Linked DNA regions of Homo sapiens: region 2 is linked to region 1. Evidence: read pairs that join two places in POLR2A ChIA-PET (ENCODE). Cell type or tissue: Panc1. All regions are shown on one strand. Links, peaks and the distances in the headings refer to the core of each region. The heading gives the core; the rest is flanking DNA. Region 1 overlaps LINC03136 (long intergenic non-protein coding RNA 3136). Region 2 overlaps CHEK1 (checkpoint kinase 1).

What was found. Peaks named below come from ENCODE experiments on the same cell type or tissue, not always from the same donor. Only the 100,000 strongest peaks of a DNase experiment are listed, where the experiment ranks them.
Region 2: POLR2A ChIA-PET joins it to region 1 with 11 read pairs; 2 of 35 experiments call an interaction of 5 or more read pairs at or near these places.

Annotation. Positions count from the first base shown.
Region 1 is chr11:125,879,673-125,882,591 of GRCh38, forward strand. LINC03136 (long intergenic non-protein coding RNA 3136) reads right to left here. Exons shown (of 2, transcript XR_007062935.1): 1 at 1-2,919. Among named protein-coding and RNA genes, the nearest start is that of LINC03136, 1.7 kb to the right of the region's middle. In Panc1, for the core only: no CTCF peak of the experiment used is centred there; no DNase peak of the experiment used is centred there.
Region 2 is chr11:125,649,389-125,652,307 of GRCh38, forward strand. All of the region lies in intron 11 of CHEK1 (checkpoint kinase 1), which reads left to right. It also overlaps the pseudogene RNU2-35P. Among named protein-coding and RNA genes, the nearest start is that of CHEK1, 26 kb to the left of the region's middle. In Panc1, for the core only: no CTCF peak of the experiment used is centred there; no DNase peak of the experiment used is centred there.

The DNA of each region.
Region 1 (2,919 bases), core at 130-2,629:
ATTACATAGGCATGATTGATTACACTGGTCATTGGTGATCAACTCAGTCTGCAGCCTCTCTCCCCTCCCTGGTGGCTGGGAGATGGGGCTGAAAGTCCCAACACTCATCATGCCTCGGTCTTTCTGGTGACCAGCCCCCATCCTGCAACCAGTCATCTCACTAGCATTCAAAAGCCACTCTTATCATTTAAGAGATTTCAAAGGTGAGATTTCTAGCCTGGGTGAGATGTTGTCCAGGCTAGAGTGCAGTGGTGTGATCATAGCTCACTACAGCCTCTACCTCCCATGCTCAAGTGTATTATCCCCATTTTATAAGTGAGAAAATTGAGTCAAAGAGATGCTAAGTAACTTGTCCTTATCACAAACTAGGGAGTAGAGAAGGCAGAATTTGTACCTAGATAATATGACACCATAATATGAGCTTATATTCTGAACTATGCCATGTAAACAAAGTATGGGAGGCCACTGTTTGGACTAGCTTCCTGCACGAGGTTCCAAGAGATCAAACCAACCAGAATGAAGTCGTTCACATTAGGTGCCACATAATCAAACTGACCTCTGAAACAGGCCAGTTTTCCAAAAACAGAAGATTCATAGCAGCCAATCAGGAGTACGGATTACCTAAGCTAGCATGATGAGGATGTTCCCTGTTTTAACACTATAAGGAAAGAAATTTTGAACCGACCAATCTACTTTTTGTTCCATTTCTGCTTTCTTCTACCCTTTTCTGCCTATGAAGCCAAACTCCTCTGCTCACTTCATCTGAACACTCATTCTATTTTATAAAATGAGGTGTTGATTCTGGAATCACAAATAAAAGCCAATTTGAACTTGAAGCTAAATTTGCTGTAATCGTATCTTTTGATAGTCATGTCCTCCCATATTATTAAATGTGTTACTGAAAGAATCCAAGAATGAAATAATTAGGACTGAACTAGTAATTAGTAGCAAAAAGGAAATGGAAAGGAGAGAAATAAAGCTGAATAATGTAATGTTTGTTAGAAAAATGGGGATGAGAAAGAGTAAAAAATGCTTAAGTGTTGGGAGTGATTAATACCACAGATAGAAACAGGGGAATCGCAAGGTGAATCCAGAGAGGAAAGATGAGTAATAAAAATTTCAGATATTTGGGAGGCCGAGGCGGGCGGATCATGAGGTCAGGAGATTGAGACCATCCTGGATAACATGGTGAAACCCCGTCTCTACTAAAAACACAAAAAAATTAGCCAGGCGTGGTGGCGGGCACCTGCAGTCCCAGCTACTTGGGAGGCTGAGGCAGGAGAATGGCATGAACCCAAGAGGCAGAGTTTGCAGTGAGCTGAGATTGCGCCACTACACTCCAGCCTGGGCAACAGAGCAAGACTCTGTCTCAAAAAAAAAAAAAAAAAATTCAGATATGTTGCATTTGGGAAGATGAAAAGACATCTATGTAGAAATTCTAGAATACAGCTAAGGTAGATATTAGAAACTCAGGAAAGAGGTAAGGATTGGAAATACAGATTTTGAAATTACTCCACATAAAATGGATAGTGGAAGCAACAAAACCATTAAGCTCTCCAAGGTTTAAAAAAAAAAAAAAAAACGGAAAGGATCAATACTTGGGGTACAGCAATAGTTGAGTGGCAGAAAAGAGGTGGGAGGAGAGCCAGGACAGGGTACTCTCAGAGTTCCACGAATGAGAGTTTCAGGAGAAGGCAGTGAACACACTTGGTATCACACAGGCTGCCTTCTTTCATTCTGCACTTTCTCCCTGGAAGACTTTATTCTTACCCTTTACTTAAACTACATCCACCTATATGCAAATGAGTCATACATCCATATCTCCAGGCCATATGTTTCATCTAAGCTCCATGCTCAGTCCTCATTCTTTTTTACTTCTTAAAAGTAGGCTAAGTAACTTGTCCTTATCACAAACCAGGGAGTAGAGGAGGCAGAATTTGTGCCTAGATAATATGATACCATAATATGAGCTTATATTCTACCTACTTTTATCTCCACCTGGAAGTCCCCAGGGTATCTCAAATTCTACATGCCCAAAATCTAACTCTGCCTCTCAAAACAGTTTTCTTCCTGTATTCCCTATCTCAGAAAACAGAATCCAGCTGCACAAACAGGAATCCTATGAATAATCCATGACCTGCCTCTCTTTCACATCCCAACCCCAGTCAATCCATTTCAAGTCATCATGAGTTCTAGCAACTAACTATCTCTATCCCCTTCTTGAAATCTCTGGCTATTATCCTCCTAGCCTAAACCACCACAGTCTTCCACCTGGAATAATCCAACTATCTCCCACTTGGACTTCACATACAATCTTCTCCTCTTCAAATCCATTCTCCTCAGTGCTGCCAACAGATAATTTCAAATGCAAAACTGAATATGTAGCCCTTATCTGACTAATTAGCCATGCCCCAACCCTGCTTAAAACACTTCAGTTTCTATAGCTCTTATCAAATCTCTTGCCTTGGCCTACAGGACCTGCATGATTTGACCCCTGCCTATCTCTCAGTCTCATCTCTACCATTATTTTCTTTGCTGGTCTTTCTGTTTCTTGACTCTTCCATTCTTATAGACCTTTGAGTATGCTTTTCCCACTACCTAGCAAACTCCTTTCACCCTCTTCACTTCCCTCCACGTCCTTTCACCTACTTATCCTTCAATTCTTGGTTCAGTGACACTATGCCAAATCTCCCTATTATTAAATGTTCTCATTGAACCATTTGCCTTTCCTTAGCATTGAACACAACTGTAATTTTATAATACAGTTGCCTCTTGAACAACACAAGTTTGAACTTCACAGGTTCACTTATACGTGAATTTTTTTCAACAAAAGGCAATGGAAAATGCAGTATTTGAGAGATATGAAACCTGGGTATACAGAGGGCCAACCTTTTCATATAAGTGGGTTCTGTAGGTCTA
Region 2 (2,919 bases), core at 263-2,762, 230 kb before region 1:
TTTTTTTTCCTTTTCCTTTTAACCTATTTGTGTCTTTGAATCTAAAGTGCCTTAGCCAGGTGTCATGGCTGACACCTGTAATTCCAGCACTTTAGGAGGCTGAGGTGGGTAGATCACTTGAGGCCAGGAGTTTGAGACCAGCCTGGCCAACATGGTGAAACCCCATCTCTACTAAAAATATTTTAAAAATTAGTTGGGCGTTGTGGTGTGCACCTGTAATGCCAGCTATTGGGGAGGCTTTAGGTGGGAGGATAGTCTGAGCCATTGGAGATCAAGGCTGCAGTGAGTCGTGATCTGATTGCATGACTGCTCTCCAGCCTGGGTGACAGAGCAAGACTGTCTCAAAAAAAAAAAAAAATCGCTTCTTAGCCTTTTGGCTAAGATCAAGTGTAGTATCTATTCCTATCAGTTTAAGTGCCTTAATTTCTCTTCCACTTTTTGGACAGGTAGTTTTGCTGGATATAGAATTCTTATTAGCTTTTGTCTTTCAGCACTTTGATTATGCCACTACTGCCTTCTAGCCTTTGTGGTTTCTGATGAGAAATCAGCTGTTAATCTTACTGAGGATCTCTTTTATGTGAGACGTTGCTGCTCTCTTGCTGCTTTTATGTTTCTCTGTTGACCACAGTTTGACTATGGTGTATCTTGGTGTGGATTTCTTTTTTCATTCTGTTCGGAGTTCGTTGAGCTTCTTGGATATGTAAATTAATGTTTTTAATCACACTTGGGAAGTTTTTGGCCACAATTTCTTCAGATTTTTTTTTTTATATCTAACTCTCCTCTCCCTCTTGGACTCATTATGTTTATTGTTGGTATACTTGATGTGCCACAGTTCTTAGACTCTGTTCATTTTTCTTTATTCTTCTTTCTTTATGTTTCTCAGGGACAGTTTTGGTTGCTGTTTTTCCTTTATAAGGGCCATACTTTGTTTCCTTACATGCTTTGTAATTTTTTGTTGAAAACTGGACATATTGTGGCAATATGTGGCAACTCTAGAAAGTCAGATTTTCCCCTCTTGCCAGTGTTTGTTACCGCTTGATGTAGTTGTTTGTTTTTTTTAGTGGTGTTTGTTTTTTTTTTTTTTTGAGACGGAGCTTTGCTCTTGTTGCCCAGGCTGGAGTGCAGTGGCGTGATCTTGGCTCACTGCAGCCTCCACCTCCTGGCTTCAAGTGAGTCTCCTGCCTCAGCCTTCCAAGTATCTGGGACTACAGGCACCTGCCACTGTGCCTGGCTTTTTGTATTTTTATTAGAGATGGGGTTTCATCATGTTGGCCAGGCTGGTCTCGAACTCCTGACCTCAGGTGGCTGGGATTACAGGTGTGAGGCACCATGCCCGGCCCTAGTGATTTTTCTTATATAATTTTTTAAAGTTGGTATTGTTTGTCATGCATGGCTGTACAATTTCTGTCCCATTAGTTTTAGTGGTCAGCTAATGATTGGACAGAGATTTCCTTAAATTCTGTATACCAAAAACAAAAAATCTGCAGAGTGTTCTGTATTTGTGTTGGGGCACACCTGCAATACTCAACCAAGAAGTTTACAACGTTGCTTCAGCCTTCGCTATCTGCTTGTGCAAAATGCAAAGTTAGGGCACATGTAGAGCTTAGGGGCCTTCTCAGCTCTTTCCTAAGCATATGTACTGCCCTGGTCATGGGTGTGTCTTTTTAGATTCCCAGGTATATGTTGGACCTTTTCAGAGTCCTATTCCCCAGAAACATCTCACTCCCTAACCTCTTCTTCCAAACTTCTTGGGTAGTCTGTTTGCACCAGTTGCTTTCATTGCTTCAGGCAACAGAGACTAAAGCATTTTCCTGTAAGTGTTTTCAGCAAACGCTACTCAGGAGTAGCTTTAGCACAAGGTGAGTTAGAGTTACAAAGGTGAAATAAAGACAAGCCTCTTTTTTTTTTTTTTTTTTTGAGATGGAGTCTCGCACTGTTGCCCAGTCTGGAGTGCAATGGTGTGATCTCAGCCCACTGCAACCTCTGCATCCCGGGTTCAAGCGATTCTCCTGCCTCAGCCTCCCAAGTAGCTGGGATTACAGGCGCCTGCCACCACACCCTACTAATTTTTGTATTTTTAGTACAGACAGGGTTTCACCATGTTGGTCAGGCTGGTCTTGAACTCCTGACCTCAGGTGATCCACCCACCTCGGCCTCCCCAAGTGTTGGGATTACAGGCATGAGCCACTGTGCCTGGCCAGGACAAGCCTTTTGATCAGGTCATTTTAGAGGGTCAGATCGGCTTAAGATAGTTTGTAAATGAGGTTTATTCTGCTCCCACCTGGACCTATGCCTTAAATATGAACTGTTATTTTCAAGGCTGCTACTGAGTGAGGAGCAGGGGATAAACAGGGTAAGTTAAAATGCCAGAAAGCTCACTGTTCTTACTGCGTTTCACTTGTTTTGAATAAGTTGCTGCAAGCTTTTAGCTAGTTTACAATGTTCTGAAAAAGTTGATTCTGACAGGCTTTGGCAGGTTTTTAAAATTGCTTTTGTGGAGTAATGGACTTCTGGAGTTCTTTTCTCTGCCATTTTCACTGACATCACTCCTTGATTCACTCTCTCTCAGTTCTTGAAGTATTTTCTTTGTCTTTGAAGTTTAAGAGCTTAATTCAGATGTGTTGAGTTGAATATCTTGTATTAATTTTCCCAGAACATAGTGGGTTATTTCAGTGCTGCACAGTCGTGGTATGGTTGTGTGTTTTCATAGTTTCTTGAAGTAAGAATTATTACAAAAACTTTTGTAATTTGGGCTGTGTTTTTTGGGCAAATCTGCTGATCTCGCTCGGGCTTAACTCATCCAGCTGTAGTCATTTGATGTCTTTACTGTGGCTGGTGGTCTAAAACATCCTTACTCCCATATTTGGAGTCTTGGCACTGTCTGTTAGCTGAGTCTTTTCTTTCTGCATCATTCAGCTA